Regions from separate parts of the Homo sapiens genome. Here region 1 is linked to region 2. A link is an interaction called in ENCODE POLR2A ChIA-PET data of the cell type or tissue named here. Cell type or tissue: GM12878. All regions are shown on one strand. Each heading gives the region's core, and the rest is flanking DNA. Links, peaks and the distances in the headings are about the cores only. Region 1 has its middle 200 kb from the start of ARID1B. Region 2 overlaps ARID1B (AT-rich interaction domain 1B).

The links. Peaks named below come from ENCODE experiments on the same cell type or tissue, not always from the same donor. Only the 100,000 strongest peaks of a DNase experiment are listed, where the experiment ranks them.
Region 1: POLR2A ChIA-PET joins it to region 2 with 6 read pairs; 2 of 35 experiments call an interaction of 5 or more read pairs at or near these places.

What each region holds. Positions count from the first base shown.
Region 1 is chr6:156,575,900-156,586,679 of GRCh38, forward strand. No RefSeq gene overlaps it. Among named protein-coding and RNA genes, the nearest start is that of ARID1B, 200 kb to the right of the region's middle. RefSeq lists an enhancer at 6,684-6,833. In GM12878, for the core only: no CTCF peak of the experiment used is centred there; a DNase peak (open chromatin) is centred at 6,847.
Region 2 is chr6:156,926,794-156,937,573 of GRCh38, forward strand. It overlaps ARID1B (AT-rich interaction domain 1B), which reads left to right. Exons shown (of 20, transcript NM_001374828.1): 4 at 8,673-8,783. Among named protein-coding and RNA genes, the nearest start is that of MIR4466, 150 kb to the left of the region's middle. In GM12878, for the core only: a CTCF peak has its summit at 6,791 (motif pointing left); no DNase peak of the experiment used is centred there.

The sequences.
Region 1 (10,780 bases), core at 3,824-8,823, 350 kb before region 2:
TTTACCTGTGGACTGAAATCCTGTCAGATTTCCCCCTTCCAGTAGAGGAGATGGAGCAAGATGGCTGAACAGAACCCTCCAGCAATCATCCCCTGGCCAAAACACAAAATTGAACAACCATCAGGGCAAGAAAGCACCCTCAGAAGAACAAAAAAATCAGGTGAATGAAGCATTGAAGAGGGTAAGAAAGACAGTCCTGCATTGCCTACACCACCCCTCCACCAACCCCAGGAAGCACAGCACAGAGAGGAAATCTGTATCCTCGGAGTGGGGAGAGTGAAGTGAGTGTGGGACTTCACATCGGAACTCAGTGCTGTCCTGTCACAGTGGAACATAAAACGGGACAGAATTCTGCTGATGACTATGGATGGAGCATTCAGACCAGTCCAGGGCGAGAGAGGAATTCTCCACCCCAGTGGGGGGAAACTGAGTCCTAGCTGGTTCCACCACCAGCTGACTAACGTGGCCTGAAGCTTGGAATAAATATGACTGGCAGTCAGGCCACAAGGACTGCAGTCTTTGGGCAAGCCCTGGTGCCGCACTGGTCTCAGAGGCAGTAGATTTGTGGTGCAACCAAGTGTGACACCGCCTATGGTGGCCAAGGGAGGGCCTATGTCACCCCTCCCCCAACTCTGGGCAGACATTCAGAGACAGACTCCTTCTGATTCAAGGAAAGAGAGGAAAGAGAGTGAGAGACATTGCCTGATAACCCCAGGAATTCTCCCTTCTTTTCCCCAAGAGTCCATTTTTGAAAGCAGCAGAACAACATCAAATGCTGGCAAAGATGTAGAGCAACAGAAACTCTCATTTGTGAGTGGTGGGAATGCGAGATGGCACAATACTTTGGAGGACACTTTGGCAGTTTCTTATAAAATTAAACATACTCTTACCATGTGATCCAATAATCAGCCCCCTTGATATTTACCCAAGTGATTGAAAACTTATATGCACATAAAAACTTTCACACAAATGTTTATTGCAGCTTATTCATAACTGCTAAAACTTGGAAGCAACCAAAATGTCCTTCAGTAAGTGAATGAATAAATTGTGGTACATCCAGATAATAGAATATTATCAGCACTAAAAAGAAATGTGTTATCAAGCCGTGAAAAGACATGGAAGAATCTTAAATGCACGTTACTGAGTGAAAGAAGCCAATTTGAAAAGACCACATACTGTATGATTCCAACTATTTGACATCCTGGCAAAGGAAAAATGATGGAGATAGTAAAAAAATCAGTGGTTGCCAGAGGCTAGCAGGGAGGGAGGCCTGAATAGGCACAGCAGAGAGGATTTTTAGAGCAATGAAACAGTTCTTTATATCATACTGTAATGGTGGACACATGGCATCATATATTTGTCAAAACCCATAGAATATACACCACCAAGAGTCAACCCTAATGTAAACTATGGACTTTGGGTGACAATGATGTACCAATGCAGGTTTATCAATTCTAACAAATGCACTACTCTGAAGTAGGATGTTGATAGTGAAGGAGACTGTGTGTGATGGGGGGAAAGGGTATATGGGAATTCTGTATATTTTTTTTTAGACAAGATCTCATTCTGCTGCCCAGGCTAGAGTGCAGTGGCATGATCACGGTTCACTGTAGTCTCTACCTCTACCTCCTGGGCTCAAGTAATCCTACCGCCTCAGCCTCCTGAGTATCTGGGACCACAGGCACACGCCACCATGCCTGGCTAATATTTTGTATTTTTTTGTACAAGCAGGGTTTCACCATATTGGCCAGGCTGGTCTTGAACTCCTGGGCTCAAGCAACCCTCCCACATCAGCATCCCAAAATGCTGGGATTACAGATGTGAGCCACCATGCTCAGCCTCAATTTTTCTATGAATTTAAAACTGTTTTTAAAAATAAAACCAGTTTTTAAAGCAGCAAGGGGAAAAAAGCATATTACCATCAAAGGAGCAACAGTAAGACTGACAATATACTTTTCAATAACATAGTGGAAACCAATAGACAACAAAATCACATAAAAGGGCCAAAATAATGTAACTCCCGAACTTTAGAATTATATTTGAATTTTATACCCAGCAAAACTACCCATATAAAAATGAAAGCAAGCTGCTTGGGGACATAAAGAGCTGAAAACAGCATTGCTCCCACACTAATATGAAAAAGCTAGACAATCTGAAAGTTCATTACTTTCTAAAAACTATCAGAGAACTCAGGTTTCAGAGAAATCAAATGGCCCCAAATCTAAAGAGATATAAATCTAAGACCTTCAGGGAAAGATGAGATATGAGCACTGGTTTCCCCGAGGTGGACACAAGTGTATGCTTGTAAGAGCAGTTCAGCTAACATAGTTAGTAAATTGCTGAAAGCTGAGCATGCACTGGCAAGTGTGTGAAGCCCCTATGAGTCAAAGAAATTGGAGAATATTGACCGGGTGTGGTGGCTCAGACCTGTAATCCCAGTACTTTGGGAGGCCAAAGTGGGCAGATCACTTGAGGCCAGGGGTTCAAGAACAGCCTGGCCAACATGGTGAAACGCCATCTCAACTAAAACTATAAAAATTAGCCAGATGTGGTGGAGCATGCCTGTAATCCCAGCTACTCGGGAGACTGAGGCAGGAGAATCGCTTGAACCCAGGAGGCAGAGGCTGCAGTGATCTGAGATCACGCCACTGCACTCCAGCCTTGGCAACAGAGTGAGACTCCATCTCAAAAAAGAAAAAAAAAAGAAATTGGAGAATCTGTCCCTTCTTCAGGCTTTTTTTCCAGGGACCCCACTGGGAGCTCACAAAAATTGAAAAGGGCCCTATGAAAGTGTTCTCTGAGGTGTAAAACAGGAGAAAAGAAGAGCAAACACAATGGGAGGGGTGCAAAATCCATCCACAGTCTTCTCTTCTATCACCTGTCTGAAATAAATCCTTAATCTGTGCAGGGAAGGGCAACAAACACTATTTTCCTTAGGGCACCAGTGAAAATACATTGCAGCTGGTGGAAGAGAACCAGAAAAAAAAAATACCCTATCACTATGAGGAGAGAGGGGAGTAAGAAATATGTGCTGGGTCCAGCACTACAGCCAGCAGAGGAGCAGGGTCATTGAGTCTTAGGAACATAGTGCCCATCTAAGACTGAGGTTCAATCAGAACAACAGAGAATATTCCCCCCCATTATCCCACTACTACAAGGCTAACTAGCATTGAATAACAGGTGAGAGTGTAGAACTCCTGGGACAGGGAGAGAAGAGGGACAAGAGCATATAAACAGACTTTTTCTGAAAAAAGAAAAAGAGGAAGAAGAAGACTTAAAAATGAGCATGGAACACACATTGAAGGAAAAACCCTCTGGCAAATCTGCCCCTTCTCTAAACAGTAGGTGTCATTAGAGAAATTTAAGGATTGTGATGCACTGAAGTTAACCATAGCAACAACATACCTCAGTCCAACCTCATCCCTAACTAGCTTATTTCACATCCCAGCACAAAGGCCCAGCAGGAACCAAAAGTGTGCTCATCCCAGCCTGCAAAATGATTGACCCTAGTTTACTGCATATATGAGATACCTGGCTTTCAGCAAAAAGTGAAGAAGCATGTGAAAAGGCAAGAATATAATAACACTGTTGAAGAGGCAAGGCACTCATCAGAACCAGACTCAACTGTGATGGGGATGTTTGAACTACCTAATAGAAAATTTTAAATAACTGTGATTAATATTTTAAAAGCTCTAATGGAGAAGGTAGACAACAGGCAAGATCAGATGGGCAATTTCAGCAGAGAGACTGAAACTCTAAGAAAGAATTAAAAGCAAATGCTAGAAATTTTTTTTAAATGACAGCAACAGCAACAACAAAAAGTAGCAGAGATGAAGAAAGTCTTTGATGACCTCATCAGTAGATTTGACCCAGCTAAGGAGTGAAGCAGTGATGCTGGTTCATAGGAATTACCCAAACTGAAAACAAAAAGAAAAATGAGGACACACACACACACATATATATACATACACACCCTTCACATATATTTAAACTGCTGAAAACAAAAGACAATGAGAAAACCTCAAAGGCAGCCAGAGAAATAAGACACATTATATATAGGAAAACAAAGTAAGAATTAAACAGCCTTCACATCAGAATTCACACAAGCTAAAAGATAATGGAGTGACATCTCTTAAGTGATAAGTATAAAAACAAAGACAGATGGAACGAATAGAAAATGGCTAACAAGATAGATTTTAATACAGATATATCAGTGATCGCATTAAATGTGAACAGTTCAACCACACCAGTTAAAAGACAAAATTGACAAATTGGATAAAAAAGCAAGACCTGTCCACATTATATCTACAACAAACTTCCTTTAAGCAAAAATACAAAAATAGTTTCTTAGAAAATGAAAAAAAAAAAGATAGACAAACACTAATGAAAAGAGAGTTGGAGTAGCTATATCAATATCAAAGTAGACTTCAGAACAAGGAATATTATTAAGAATAAAGAAGAACTTTATTTAATGATAAATAAGTCCATAGTCCAAGATGACAAAACTGCCCTAAATTGACCTAACAACAGAGCTTCAAATTACATGAATTACAACAAAACACAATGAAACTGAAAGAAGAAACAGACCAATCTACAATTATAGTTGGAGACTTCAATATTCCTCTCTCAGGAATCAACAGAACAAGTAAACAGAAAATCAGTAAGAATATAGGGCTGATCAACGCTATTGATCAAATTGACCTAAAGCAGAATACACGTTGTTTACAAGTGTACATTCCTTAAGAGAGACCATATTCAGACCATAAAACAAACCTTAACAAATTTAAAAGAATAGGAATCATACAAAGTATATTCTCAGACCATAATGGAATTAAACTAGAAATCAGTAACAGAAAGATTTCTGTTAAACTCCAAAATATTTGGAAATAAACAACACATTTCTACATTACCCATGAGTCAAAGAGGAAGTGTTAAAGGAAATAAGAAAATATTTTGAACTGAATGAAAACAAAATTACAGTATATCAAAATTTGTTGGAAGCAACTAAAGCATTGTTTAGAGAGAAGTTTGTAGCATTAAATGCTTATATGAGGGAAGAAGAAAGGTTTTCAATCAATACTCTAAGTTTTCATTTTGTGAAACTAGAGAAGAAAAGCAAATTCAACCCAACATAAGCAGAAGAAAGGAAATAATTAAGAGCAGAAATCAATAAAATTGCAAACCAAAGAAATGAAAGCATGAGAAAGACATTTTCAAACAGAATCTGACAAAATTCATTACCACAGCCCCACATTTTCTTAAAGGAAATGACTAAAACAAGTTCTTCGGATAGAAGCAAAATGATTCTGCATGAAAACAGAGATATAGAGTATTAGTTCCCACTTGCCGCTGTAATAAATGGCCACAAACATCATAATTTAAAACAATGTGCGTGTATTATCTTACGGCTCTGGAGATTGGAAGTCTGACATGGTTCTCACTGAGCTTTAAAATCTGTGTCCACGGTGCTGCATTCCCTTCTGGAGACTCCAGGGGATAGTCTGTTTCTTGACTTTGCTGGGTCTAGAGGTCTCCTGTGTTCCTTGGATCAAGGTCCTGTCCGCCATCCTTAAAGCCAGCAATGTCGGGCTGAGGCCTTCTCACACTGCCATCTCTCCTTCTCCTCTCCTGCCTCCCTCTTACACAGTTAAGTCTCCTAGTGATGATTAATTGGGCCGGCCCAGGATAATCCCTCGAACTGATGAGCAGCCTTAGTTCCTCCTGGAACCTTTATTCCCCCTAACATATTCACAGTTTCCAGAGATTAGAATGAGACGTCTTTGTGGGGGCCATTGTTCTGTCTACCACACACAGAAAGAAACGAAGAACAAGAGAAAGGATGGCTACACGGGTAAATCTAAAAGAATACTGGTTGTCAATAATGACTGATATTTTGTGAGGTCTTATATATATTTAGAATTAAATCCTGCACAAAAGGCAGGATTGAAGGTAAATAGAGTCAAACTTTTTGGGGTCTGTGCATTGTCCAGGAATAGACAGATGTGCAACTTTATATTCAATTTTAATAAGGTAGTGCTATTGTCATCTCTTGGTCCTTGGATAACCAGTAAAGGAAGGTATAACTTAACAGCTGATAGAGATGGGACATGGAATAATATTTTCGTTTCTTGTTTTCTCTGTCACCCAGGCTGGAGTGCAGTTGCATGATCATAGCCCACTGCAGCCTCAAACTCCTGGCCTCAAGCGATCTTCCCACTTCAACCTCCAGAGTTGCTGGACTACAGGTATGTGCCACCACACCCAGCTGCTTTTTTTTTTTTTTTAATAGAGATGGGTATCACTGCATTATCCAGGCTGGTCTCGAACTCCTGGGCTCAAGCGATCCTCTCACCTTGGCCTCCCGAAGTGCTGGGATTACAGGCATAGGCCACTGCGCTCAGCCATGAATAATTTTTAAATACATAAATAATCCAAAAAATGGGCAAGCAAGGAGAAGAAAAGGAACATAAAACAAGTGAGATAAATAGAAAATAAATTTTAAGATGATAGATCTAAGTTCCAAGAGTGTCATTTGAGAAATCCATAGCTCAGAAATTTAAGGTAAGTTGCCTACAATCACAGGGCTTATGAGAGCAGACAGCAATTCTGAATCCCAGTCTCTCTTAACCAAAGCTCATTGTGCCCAAGCCCCAGCCGCCTCTAGGGTGCTCCCTGAGCTCCTCCACGGTCACCTGGGCTCTCCTGGTAATGGCCCCCCTTTGCTGCCAAGCCACCCACACCTCCTGGATCAGTTTCAGCTTGATGGGAAGTTCTTTGTTTCTATAACTGCATGTTGTGGTCATGTACAGGTGTGTCTGCTAAGATTTATGACCATAAGCAAACGTCTGTTGCTGAGCTCTTCTGTAGTGGCAGCTGAGGTGCTGCTTGGTGCAGCAGGGGAGCCCGGGGAACGCATCTCACAGAAGAGTAAATTACACACCTGAAGTGAAAGAACCGTTCCCAGGCACAGACAGATCCATTTTGCACTCAGAAGCATCCCACGCACAGCTGTGAATACTTGCATTAGTGCCAATTAATGTAAGGTGGTACCAACTCAGAGAGGCCCTGAATTTGCTCTAGGGGATAAAAATGGAGGTGGGGGAGGTGAGGAAGGAGAAAGGAAAAATAGAGTTTTCCCTGCTAAATGGAAACATCTCTAGGAGAGTCCAGCAGCTGGATGACTTGGTTAAGAAGGAGTGACCTGCCCACTTTCTTCAATTAGACATTTTACTTTCCCCAGCTAAACCACAACAACAAACAGAAAGACGGGGACAAGGAATGGTTTAGAAGCAGGATCACTGATGTTGCAGAAAGGAGCACCGTGAATCAGGACCTCTCACCACGCATGCCTCATGGGGTTCAGAGCATTTCAGCCCAAATGAAAATGAGGCAGCAGCTAAAAATTCCAACACTGCCTTCCCCTCCCACCCACATCCAGGCCCACGTGTGAGGCGAGGCAATTCAGGTATGGTATTACAAACAAGCCCCTCATAACTCTTCATTTTTAAAATCATAATATGTTGATTTTTATGTTTTTCAACAGTTTTCATACTCTGTCTGTAGCAGGACCTTCCCACCGCCTTGATACCCTTCACTGTGCTTCAATTTATTGTGTTTTTAGATGAAATTCATGACCATTGGTGCCTTCACCGCCACAGAAAATGAGACGTAAAGGAGTAGGCCACACCCACCTGAGCTTTCCCTCCCCTCACAACATCCTGGCCACTGGAGAGATTTGCTGTTCAATTCAACAACACATGTTGAAACCTATGCTGTCCCAGACTCTGCTGGGAGTTGAGACTGCGGAGATGACTAAGACCTGGCCCCCATCCTCAAGCAGCTCTCAGTGCAGGGACGGAGAAACACCTGTAAGCGGACTCTGCAGTGGTAAGGAAGGTACAACTCCCAGGGGGCTACCCCATTCAGAGACAGTCTCAGAGAATGCTGAGCACCAGCCCTGATCACCGCCAACAACTCATCCCTAGAGGTGAACACATTTTCCTATGAAAAAACAACTCATCCAAATGGGATCACATCAAGTTAAAAAGCTTCTCCACAGCAAAGGAAACAATGAACAAAGTGAAGAGACAACCCACACAATGGGAGAAAATGTTTGCAAATTATCCATCTGACCAGGGATTAATAACCAGAATATACAAGGAGCTCAAACAACTCTATAGGAAAATATCTAGTCATCCAATTTAAAAATTGGCAAAAGATCTGAATAGACATCTCCCAAAAGAAGACATACAAATGGCAAACGGGCACGTGAAAAGGTGCTCAACGTCACTGATCATCAGAGAAATGCAAATCACAACTACAATGAGATGTCATCTTACCGTTGTTAAAATGGCTTTTATCCAGAAGACAGGCAATAACAAATGCTGGTGAGATGTGGAGAAAAGGGAACCCTCCTACACTGTTGGTGGGAATGTAAATTAGTAGAGTCACTATGGAGAACTGTTTGGAGGTTCCTCAAAAAACTAAAAGTAGAGCTATCATATGATCCAGCAATCCCACTGCTGGATATATACCCAAAAGAAAGGAAATCAGTTTATCAAAGAGGTACCTGCACTCCCATGTTTATTGCAGCACTGTTCACAATAGCCAAGATCTGGAAGCAACCCAAGTGTCCATCAACAAATTAATGGATGAAGAAAATATAGTACATATACACAATGGAGTACTATTCAGCCATAGAAAAGAATGAGATTCTGTCTTTTGCAACATGGTGGAACTAGAGATCATTATGTTATGTGAAATAAAACAGGCACAGAAAGACAAACTTCTCGTGTTCTCACTTATTTGTGGGAGCTAAAAAAACAGTTGAATTCATGAAGATAGAGAGTAGAAAGATGGTTACCAGAGGCTGGGAAGGGTAATAAGGGGGTGAGGGGAAGGGAGGATGGTTAATGGGTACAAAAAAGTAGTTAGAATAACTTAGTAGATAGCATAACAGGATAACTAGAGTCAATAATAATTGTAGATTTTAAAATAACTAAGATGGCATAAATTGGATTGTTTGTAAAACAAAGGATAAATGCTTGAGGTGATCAATACCTCATTTATCCTGATGTGATGACACATTATACACCTGTATCAAAAATCTCATATGCTCAATAAATATATACCCCCAGTATGTTCCCACAAAAATTAAACATTAAAAAAAACAACTCATCTATTCCTCTTTATGCCTCCATCAGAAACCATTTCAAACAGCAACTAGAACTCTCACACACTGCCTGGGGGAAGACAAAATGGTACCACCAATTTGCAGAACTGTTCTGCAGTTTCTTAAAGGTAGATATACATTTACCACGTGGCCCAGCAATTCTCCTAGGTTTTTACCCAACAGAAATGAAAACTTATGGCCACACAAACATCTATAGTTAAGTGTTTATAGCAGCTGTGTTCATCGTAGCTCAAACTGGAAACAAGTCAAATGTTTAGCAATCATTGATAAGTCAGATTGTGGTACATTCATAAAATAAAATAATATTCATGTATGAAGAGAAGAAACTACTGATACACACAACATAGATGAAAAAAGACACATACACACACAATTTTGAGAAAAAAATTATTAAAGTGCATCAGCCTTTCTAGATTTGAAATATTTTTGGAATTCAAAAACTATATGAATATTTTAGAGTTTGTTCCTGAATGCTGAAACCAAGAAAGTTTTTTTTTTGGTAACAAGAATAGTAACAGAGTAATGACCAATAATGCAGGTAAATTCAATTGGATCATGGGCCAGCCCACGTTTACTTTATGATTGATGTTATTGATATTGTTTTTCTAAAAACTATGATAGGCTCACAAGCTGATATGGTCATTTTAGGGAGGCTAGACCACTGCCTTCCTGATTATGTTACCTAATTAAGGGTTCCAGTCGTGAGGTGTCCAGGTTCTTGGTGTGTTCAACAAAGAATTGAACGACACACAAACGAGTGGTGAAGAAGTGGATTTATTAGAGCAGAAAGCAGGGAAGGAGCAAAAGCAAAAGTACACTCCACAAGATGAGAGCAGGCTCTAGCAATTGGCTCAAGAGCCCTGGTAGCAAAGTCTTTGGAAGCTTAAGTACTCCCTAGAGGTTTCTCGTTGCTTACACCCTATGTAAATGAAGGACTGGCTCGCAGCCAACTAGAGGCTGAGGTGAATTGGCCCATGGCCAATCCAAGACTGATGTAGTTTGGTGCTTTATGCAAAGGAAGGTCCTAGAATGAACCAATCATTGGCCAGAGTGCAGATTTGGCCTGTGGTCAATCAGAGGCCGATGTGGTTTGGCATCTTATGCAAATGAAGGTCCTGGAATGGGCCAATCATAGGTCAGTGTGCAGACTCCTCAGCTCCAGGGAGCCTGTCCAAGTCGTCCTTAGATTCCCTGTCTCCAGACCCTATTCCCCTGCCTCAGTTACACAAATAAAATGAATTCATGTTACAGTATTAATATAATACTAATTCTGAGAATTTCAGAAATAGCCCAAATTAGGGTTGACTTCTAGGTCTTTGCCTCTGTAAATACATGTGATATCAATGACAGTAAAGTATCAAGGCATCAGAAGACCTTGACCAAAGACTTTTACCTCCCTTTTTTCTGTAATCAATAGATTCAAGCAAAAGTCAACCCACACTACTGAAATATGAATTTTTTTTCAAATATCTGAATAGTCCTGGATTATTCAGCTGACACAGCCTACTTGGATTATTCAGCTTACAGACACAGAGGAGTTTTCCATGGACTTGGCCTAAAAGTATCCAGGTGGGGAGAGAGATGGGA
Region 2 (10,780 bases), core at 3,773-8,772:
GCCTCAGCTTCCCGAGTAGCTGGGATTACAGGCACTGCCACCATGCCTGGCTAATTTTTTGTATTTTTAGTAGAGACAGGGTTTCACCATGTTGGCCAGGCTGGGCTCGAACTCCTGACGCCGTGATCCGCCTGCCTTGGCCTCTCAAAGCACTGAGATTACAGGTGTGAGCCATCATGCCTGGCCCAGATGTTGTATCATTTCATTGGTAAATATTTCAGTATGTGCCTTTAAAAGATAAAGAACTTTAAAAAAGAGACATAATACAGTTATCACTATTAAAATATAATTTATTCCTATCAATTATCCAGTATTCAAATTTCCAATAATCTCATAAATGGAATATATATTATTGTTTAATTTACATTGTGGGGTAGTTTGAATCAGGATCCAAATAAAGTGTTAACAATTTGTTGTTATCTTTTAATTACTCTTCATTTCTAGGATTTTCCTCCATCTCCTCTCCTTCTCGTCCTCTCACTTTTCATTTTTTTCTGTTGCCATTTATTTATTGAAACTGGGACATTTGTCTAGTAGAGATTCCCACAGCCTGGGATTTCCTGATTGATTTGCAATGGTTTAACATGTTGCTTGGACCTTTTTATTTCCTATAAATTAGTGGTTTGATCTGCAGGTTTTGTCAAACTCATCATTTTTTGGGAGGTGGGATATTTTATTCCTGATCTGTTTTTTGGTAAGCATCAAATGTCTTGATCCCCACCCCACCCCCGCTTCTGGTGGCATTATTGATGCTCTCTGCAGTCTTAATTTCCAGTATATTTTTACTGCATTATTTTGCAGTCATCCTTTTGCCATAAGACTGCCAGTAACAAACAGCAAAATGTGTTCTGTAGCACATTTACCAGGCAGAGTAGCTGCTAACATGATAAATATTCTTGGATGTGTGCCCAAGTTTTGTTCAGTTTTATGTGTTTGTCCTTATACATTTGTTTTTGTGTTGCTGTGTCTAATTCTAAGTATAAGCTCCTAGAAACCATTCAGTCATTCACCTGGCTTTTATCCAGTACCCATCCTTGCTGGGCCCTTGGGAATCCAAGACGATAGCATCCCCGTCTTAGAAAAATGGTGTCCAGTTTGGGATACACCACAAATAGTTAATATATGGCATTCTAAGTTCTTTAAGAGGAGCCCATTTGAGGTTGGTTTGAGGTAGTTGTTTTGGAGGGTGATAGGGTTAACTTCTAGCAGGATCTTGAGGACAGTAAGGAGGAGGAAGGGCATCCACTTGGACTGGCTGAAAGGCACCGAGGAGCAGTGGCCGCATGGCCCATGGGACCCGAGCAGCTGAACAGGTGAAGTACGGTTTTGCCCCACACCCTGGGGCCGGCCCTGTAGAAGCTGACCTGGTGGCCGGAGGGTGCCTGAAGAGCTCTTCTGAGCCCAGACTGGGACTTAAACTTCCTTCTGTAGGCCTTCGGGAGGCATTTTCTGAGCACTTGTATTTGAGGAAGTCAGCAGCATTGACCGCAGTGCAGGTGTCTGCCATCGGATCAGGAGGAAGGGGATGGACTGGGTGATGATTTGGGCTTTGGTGATGTGTCAGACGTGCACAGATTGTAGAAGAGATAATGAGTTGTGTGGGGTGGCTCTGAGCAATCTCATTTGGGTGCTCTCCTTCGGTGAGGTGGGGGCCCAAGGGAGAAGGAACAGGTCTGTGGGGTCATTTGGGAGAGTCATTTCTTGACCCGATGAGTGCAAGGCACTCTCTCCAGAGGTCCAAACATTAAGGATGCAGTTAAGGACCTCCTGTAGAGATTTGGGAATCACCACCAAGCAGGGGGCCACATGGAGTCCTTGGGGTACAGACACTTGAGGGGCCCCCATTCTTAAAGGACAGGGAGAAAGAGAAGAGCCGGTAGAGGATCCTTAAAGAACATAATCTGGCAGGCGGGCCCCTTCACCTGGCTTGCCAGCCAGCCTGTAGGCTTCTGGTAATGCTTGATGATAAGGAGTGTGGCTTTGCCTTCACACCTGTGGAAGAGAATTTTTCATTTTCGCATTTCTTACTTATTCATGTTACTGGAATTGATGTTTTAGAAGTGTTCCACGTATAAACTACTTAAGATTATAATTTTTCAAAAGAGAATTTAGGGGAATATATGAAGCCCAGGATAAAACCTTAAAAAGCTAAAATTATATTCAATCCCTTATTATGTGATAGTGTTTGAAGCTTCCAGTTGTCTCTAGTGTACAGTTATTATAGAAATGAAGAGATATCCATCACTTTCAGTTACTCCAGCCTAGTGCTCATAAGCTAGCTCTGCAAATGACTTCAGTTTTTGTTTCCTGGTAGGAAAAAACGAGGTAACAATAGCAACTATCTTGTGGTGGTGTCGTTAGGATGAACCGTGCACACTACCTCTGTGCACAGTACCTGTCACAAGTCCCCTCTTGCGAATATGAGCTGTCAGTGGGGCTTTCCTGAGGTGGCAAGGGCTGAGCATGCCATCCTTGATGTGCATGTTGTATGGATTTATATCGCTTTCCTTTTGGAAATGATATTTGAAATTCATCTACACACAGAAAGTGGAGGGAGGTCAATAATATGCCAAATGTCTGAAGCCTAGGGATGATTTCACGAACTGTGGCAGGCTGTGTGGCCACCAGGCATCCTCTCTGTGGAAGTGGTCGCAGCCACCTCTCCCCCACCCTCACATGTTGGGGATAGGCTTCTGTTTCCCTTTTACGATTTGGAATTGGTGATAGGGAATTTCCAAAGCACAAAGAGAAAAGGATCAAGAAATTATTGAGACTACTCAAATCGTCATTCATTCCCTCATTCTGAATTATTGCAAGATAATAACAATGTGGCCATCTTAACTCTCTTCCTAGCATATCTATACTTGATGTGAGGATTGGAAAAACTTTTCTTAAATAACATGACAGTTATCACTTATTCCAGATCCAGACACCATGGAGGCTCTGTTGCATTTTGTTTCTGACCTGACGCTCTTTGTTGGATTTTGCTGGCATCTAGAGGCCTCCTCACTGACCTCTTACTAGGTGCCATTGCCATTTGTTTGTCAAGGACCAAGGTGCTCCTTTCCCTCCTCCATTCCTCCATCATCTGTTAGTTTATAGTCTGTATGCTCTTAAATTCTTTTTTTTTTTGGTTACTGTCTACCTATCTTCCCACTCATCCCCTGCTCTGGTTTTGCTACTTTTTATGATGTAGTTTGACACCTGGAGTAAGTTTTGTTCTATTCCAGAATGATGGACTGTAAGTGTAAATTGATACTTCCTTTGTTAAGAACAATTTGCCAGTATATATTAACATTTCAAATGTAGCAATCTGATACAGTTTGGATCTGTGTCTCCACCCAAATCTCATGTCTAATTGTAATCCTTAATGTTGGAGGTGGGGCCAGGTGGGAGAGGATTGGATCATGGGGGCGGTTTCTCTTGAATAAGGTTTCAGACCATCCTCTTGGTGCTGTTCTCGTGATAGTGAGTGAGTTCTCATGAGACCTGGTTGTTTAAAAGTGTGTAGCACCTCCCTGCTCTCTCCCTTGCTGCTCCCACTGTGTGAGCCACCTCACTCCCCTTTTGCCTTCCACCATGATTGGAAGCTTCCTGAGGCCTCCTCAGAAGCAGAAGCTGCCATGCTTCCTGTACGGCCTGCAGAACTGTGAGCCAATTACACCTGTTTTCTTTATAAATTATGCAGTCTTAGGTATTTCTTTATAGCAGTGTGACAATGGACATATACAACCCTTTGACAGAAATTTCACTTGTAAAGATTGATGCTACAGAGATTTTCATGTGAAGATATATGCGTAAGGATGCTTACTATAGTGCTGTATGAAGAACGGAAGACTGGAAACAACCTAAATGTACATCAATAAGTGACTGGTTAAATACGTTACTCCACCTACAAATAATGCAATGTTGTGTGGCCATAAAAAAAAAGAATAAAGTAGATATTTAGTTGCAGATATAGAATGAGCTCTACAATATATTAAGAGGCTGAACAACGTGCTGTTTACAGAAAATATGCTCTAGTTGTATATAAAGGAAAAAGGATTTAAATTCACATTTAAACTTGGTAACACATTGAAAAATTGCAGAAAGGTAAATAAAAAAATCCAAAGCTAGGCCAGGCAGAGTGGCTTATGCCTGTAATCCCAGCACTTTGGGAGGCCAAGGCGGGCAGTTCACAAGGTCAGGAGATAGAGACCATTCTGGCCAACACAGTGAAACCCCATCTCTACTAAAAATACAAAAAATTAGCCAGGTGTGGTGGCACATGCCTGTAGTCCCAGCTACTCGGGAGGCTGAGGCAGGAGAATCTCTTGAAACCGGGAGGCAGTGCTTGCAGGGAGCCGAGATTGCGCCCACTGCACTACAGCCTGGACTACAGAGCGAGACTCAGTCTCAAAAAAAAAAAAAAAAAAAAAAAATTCAAAGCTTATACCATGGGAATGTTTTCCCTTTTTAATTTTTTAAAAAGTGTCTTTGACGTTTTGGTTATTCTGCATTTTATTCAAAGTTACATATTGCTATTTGGATTTTATTCATTTCCTAATGAAAGAAAACAGAAGCACTCCTGCTCCTGGCCTTTCTACTAGGCCCTTGTAATAGTTATCTTTACCCTTTCCTGTAGTAGAAGTGGGATACTAGTGTTTTCCTCCTGGTCATGTTTCATTTCATACTGTGATATGTTCAAGTACCTCGCAAAGGGAATAAGCCCATAGTAGGCATTCAGTCAGCGTCTACGACATTTGTTACAAGAGGCCTGGGCACAGTGGCTCATTCCTGATTTTCAGCACTTTGGCAGGAGAATCACTTGAGGCCAGTAGCTGGAGACCAGCCTGGGAAGTATAGTGATACCCCATCTCTCAAAATATTAAAAAAATAAATAAATTAGGCCGGGCACGGTGGCTCACGCCTGTAATCCCATCACTTTGAGAGGCCGAGGCAGGCTGATCACTTGAGGTTGGGAGTTTGAGACCAGCCTGACCAACATGGAGAAACCCCATCTCTCCTAAAGATACAAAATTAGCAAGGCATGGTGGCGCATGCCTGTAATCCCAGCTACTCGGGAGGCTGAGGCAGGAGAATCGCTTCAACCCGGGAGGTGGAGATTGCGGTGAGCTGAGATTGCGCGATGCACTCCAGCCTGGGCAACGAGAGCAAGATTCCGTCTTAAAAAAAAAAAAAAAAAAAAAAAATCAGCCAGGCATAGTGGTATGTGCCTGTAGTCCTAGCTACTAGGGAGGCATGGGTGGGCTGAGGCAGGAGAATTGCTTGAGCCTGGGAGTTAGAGGCTACAGTGAGCTATGATTAGGCTGAGCCACAGATCGAGACCTTGTTTCTTAAAAAAAAAAAAAAGGGGGGGGGCGGGGTGAAGAAATACCAAACTGAAAATTTCTGAAACAAATGTGTAATTACTACTACGCTAAACTTTTTTCACACCTTTGTTTGTGAGTCAGTTTCCCTTTAACCTTTGACTCGTAACATAAAGAAGGTTAAGGCCAGAGTCCATCAATGGTTAAAAGATTGTGAGTGAGATGTAGAAAAACAGTACTGATGAATTCTGAAAGGGGAAACCTCATTTCCATTGCCTGGTTCTTGTGCATTGCAGTATTACCACAATATGGCATTCTATACAGCAGATAAATGTAATTATTTATATGTGTATATTGGTTTACACACTGGTGTTCACTGGCTGCTTAAACTTACAAATAACCAAAGATGGCAGTAATGTTTTAAAGTGTAAAGCTGTGCTTCTTTGTTTATAAAATATGATGCTGAACATATTCTTTATTTTCTGATACTGTCATTGCCTTTTTACTGTGTATTTGCTCTTCTTGAGATGAAAATAAGTATGTACCAAAAAATAAATATAGCTTTTTAAGATGAAAAAGCTCAAGTTTCTTATGGAATATTTTTATATCATTATTAAAACAGCCAAACAGACTTTATAGTCCCACTGTAAGTTATATGTAGTTGTTGATTGTTCTAGGTTTAAACTTGGCACCTTTTCTATGTGCTCCCTTATTAAATTAATACTTATGTTCAAACATAAGCTGAGGCAGAACACGTTTCCTTTTCAATAGTTCTCACTAAATTTTGTTTTGATTTTATTTCCAACTGTACTTAATAGCTGAAAGCTTCTTGTGGTTAGGAATAGTATTTGAGATTTTGGTGGCATCTAATTATTTTGAACTTTTAAAGCCTTAAAGAGTGAAATATAAGGCCACAATACATTTTTCTGATAGCTTTCATAGTCTGTTAGTCTGTGTTGCTTATTTTAGGGGGACGATGTCTAAATTGAAATGTTTATCCACTATAGTTGTAATGATCTTTTTCAGCCTCTTTAGAAAGCAGTTCATTGAGCGAAGAAGAGAAAATAAAAAGAAACATAAAAGGGTAATATGCATAGGACTTTTGAGCCTGTTACTATTTCCTAGCTGAAGTTTACTTTAAAAAAAAAAAAGTAGGCATTGGGCAGACACTGTGTGCACGTGTGTTGGAGGAGGAGGCGGGGCCTGCTCATTTGTTTGCCCATTGTGAGGCTGTCCTGCACCTTTGTGCTTTTTTGTAACAGGGTGAAGGCCCCTGAATAGAGGCCTTGTGCCCTGCTTGATTTGAAATCCATGCTGTTTATGGAAAGGAACCTGCAGGGCACCCAGCGGGAAGTCTGTGTGACAAGTGGAAATCTAGAATCTGGAAGAAACGTGGTGTTTGAGGGGGAAGGTGGTGGGGAGAGTGGTCATAATCTTTCAGCCTTTGCTTTTGTGCCCCACAAGCTTAATTGTCACCCTCTGCTGGCAACCAGATTGCAGAGCCACTCTGTAAGTGTCCTTGGATTGCCTGTGCTTACTCTCACCTTATTGTTATCAAATAAAAACCTAGACAAATAGCATTGAATTCTCTTAGAAAAATATGATATGAACTGGGTACATTACTAGTAGAGGTTAAATATCTGAGGCTTTTTTTGTTTGTTTTTTGTTTGTTTGTTTTTTTGGTGGAGATGTATTTAAAGGGAAGAAGGGCTACATGTGAAAAGCTGGAATTATTGGCACGCTCCTGTATTTCAGAGCGTGTTGAAAAGCAGGTCGCACCAACACTAGGCTGGTTAAATCCAGTTTGTACAGCTTGTGTACTTGGTGGTACCAGCTATTGCTCCAAAGTTTCCTGGCTTAAGAAGCCATGTAATTTTAAGTGTGCAAGAAAGGGGTGGGACAGCAGAAGCTTTTTATAGGATTTCAAGTAATAAACATTAATTTTTAAAGCAATATTCCAGGGACTTAACAGAAGTAGAACTTGTATATGATGTTTCTTTAATACCAACACATATTTGAACTGACAAGGGAAGGGAGATAATTTTATTTTAAAGCAATATTTTCCATTCTTTTTTTCTCTTCAATTAGAAACTGGTTCTTCAACTTTCAGTGCCAATTGAGACATGCTATAATAAGTATTTAACAATTCTGTCCTGCTGTTTGACTTCAGGGGGAAACGATGGTAGAATGTTTAGTAGCTGAGCATACACAGGTAGCTAGAGATCTGGTATACAGTAAATGTGGTGTGGTGTGGTATTTGGGTTATATATGCTAATTATTTCAGCACAATGCTGAAACCATGCAGAATACCTCTTGGAAGAGTGTTTGACAAGATGCCAGAAAGGCCGTGTTAATTATAAGTTTATTGTGCCTATTCAGGTTTTTTGGGTGTGTTTTGTTCCCCACTGTTGTTTTATTCTTTATGATGGTTCTCTGAAAACTATGCCCCATGAACATATGGAGTTCTATATATGCGTGTTTATTGGTTTTATAGAAACCTCAGGATCCTATGAGCTTAATAACGATTTACGCTGTTATGTGGGTAATTGAGAGGACCTGTTAAGATATAGTTGATAGTAAGGTTTTCGTTAGTTATTTCAACTTTTTGAGGTAATATTAAAGGCAGTTTGACCAAAATCGGAATTCAACAATCCAGGGAGCTTTTGGTTTGCTCTGGGTTCACTCTGGGTTTAAAGACAGTTTGGTTTGGCTACAGCTGACCTCCCTCCCTGTTTTTATGAACTAGTCTTCTTCCTGCAAAACTCAAATACAGTACTTGGTATGGTCTCATAATAAATTTAGTTGTTAATTATATATATATATATATATATATATATATATATATATATATATATATATAGTTTATATTTCTGCTGTTATTCACTGCTTTTTAAAATTTTTGCTTCTGATAATGTATTAAATTATAGCCATAACATATTTATATGCCTGCTAAAATGTAACAGTTGTTGGTTGTGATAAGCTTTTGTTTTGTTTTGTTCTGTTTTGTTTGACACAGGGTCTCGCTCTGTCACCCAGGCTGGAGTGCAGCGGTGCAGTCAAAGTTCACTGCAGCCTCCACCTCCAGGCTCAAGCTATCCTCCCACCTCAGCCTCCCAAGTAGCTGCACCACCACACTCGGCTAATTTTTTATTATTTTTGTAGAGATGGAGTCTCCCTACATTGCCCAGGCTGGTCTTGAACTCCTGGGCTCAAGCGATCTGCCTGCCTTGATCTCCCGAAGTGCTGGGATTACAGGCATGAGCCACTGTGCCCAGCCAAGCTTTTGTTTAATTTTAGTTACTGAAGAAGCTTATAACTCATTGAGATATTTATGAAGTGCTTTGTGTTTGTGTTTTTTTTTAGGACATGTCTCAGGAAGGCTATGGAACTAGATCTCAACCTCCTCTGGCCCCCGGAAAACCTAACCATGAAGACTTGAACTTAATACAGCAAGAAAGACCATCAAGTTTACCAGTAAGACATTATTGTGCTGATTTGGAAATGTAATGAGTTAAAGACTTTTAGAAAGAGCTGTTGTTTTTGTTTGTTCTACTTTATATTATGACATGATTGAGAAGTTTCTAGACTTCAGGTTTATTTTGTGGTCAATTTTTCAAGGTTTACCTTTTAGGAGCTCTGTAGTCCTGGATAAGTCTATTTCATGTGTATATATCTCTGTTGCAGAGTGTAGACATCAGTTGGAAGGTTTTATGCGGCTGGTCGATTTTGTGTGCAGGTGGTTATTGCTGTTGTACAGTTGAGCTTTCTTTAGGCTGTTGCTTTTTGGCAGCGATACAGAACAGAGGTGTCCTTAGAGGAGTCAAAACTTAAAAGAAATTTGCACTTTGCAAAGGATACAAATGATGAGATAAAATACCTGATAGTAATTTGAATTTCTTCTAGGACTTTCTATTTATGTAATGAGAAATCACCCAAAAGAAGGTAGTTTGAAATTTGAGGCCAGACGCGGTGGCTCACGCCTGTAATCCCAGCTCTTTGGGAGGCCAAGGTGGGCGGATCACTTGAGGTCGGGAGTTCAAGACCAGCCTGACCAACATGGAGAAACCCTATCTCTACTAAAAATACAAAATTAGCCAGGTGTGGTGGTGCCTGCCTGTAATCCCAGCTACTCGGAATGCTGAGGCAGGAGAATCGCTTGAACCCAGGAGGCAGAGGTTGTGGTGAGCCGAGATCACGCCATTGCACTTCAGCCTGGGCAACAAGAGCGAAACTTCATCTCAAAAAAAAAAAAAAAAAAATTGACAAAGCTGTTTATTTCCACCAATAAATAGTATATGGTGATTGGGGTTTCTATTTATAAGAGTAGTGGCTATTATATGGGGTATCATGTTGATGCTCATAAATAGTTCATATCTACTTAATTTGCCTTCTTTTATAGAGAACCTAATTTAAAGGAAGTCTTCTTTATTAACTAAAAGAATAAATCTGCAGGAGGCTGAGGCAGGAGAATCACTTGAACCCAGGAGGCGGAGGTTGCAGTGAGCCGAGATTGCACCACTGCACTCCAGTCTGGGAAACAGAGCGAGACTCCATCTCAAAAAAAAAAAAAAAAAAAAGAATAAATCTATACCAATAAATATTTTTACATTTATTTGAAGAATTGTTGTCATTGCCTAGTTTCTATGGAGAAGGTTTGTTTTAAGATGGGAATTCAGTATAGCCATGATTTTAATTGGAATTTCAACTATGTTTGCATTAACTTAGATTTATTACTTCTAAACATTTGAGAACAGACATTTGTAGTGAATGTTAAACATGACATTTGACATGCGTACCATACCATATACATTTTAATGTATATGCAGATTTAGAGAAGGTAAGTGATGACCACAGGATGTCTACTGTCTTTGAATCTGATGGATATATTTTTGAAACTCTAATTTTTATACCTTTTACTTTTATGTGAGAGAGGGTGAAATCTTATTGTGGTGTTTTTCCCCCCCCCTTTAGTAGTGTTAATGTATTTGTTGTCTAGGTATTTGGTTTTGAAGGAGGGAAATAGGTAATGGATTTTGTGTTGTATGCTGCTAAACTTTCTGTAGCAGATAGTTCGCAGCTTGGTAAGCATGTAGTGTGTACGTGTGTGAGAGAGAGAGAAGGAGAGAGACAGAGGCATGCATGCTGTCGATAAATACTACATTTGCCAAGTATTTGGAAATTAGCTTTTGTGGTTCTATGAAATTTAAATAGATGCATGGGAAGCAGGTAAACAGTGAATTCCACTTTTTTCAGCAGTTTTTTAGTGGTTTTGGAGAGGTTCGACCTTGTAGATTTGTCATTGGCTGATGATTTTGTACTGTGACACAGGTTGGTAAATTTGTCATAAATGGATGCAGATTTTCTGCATAGCTATAAAAATAGTTTGTGGTAAACTGCTTTCTTCATATCTACTCAGAAACTTCAGCATCACTCACTAGTGCGTGCCTTTTGCCATGGATCTGTGTTGGATT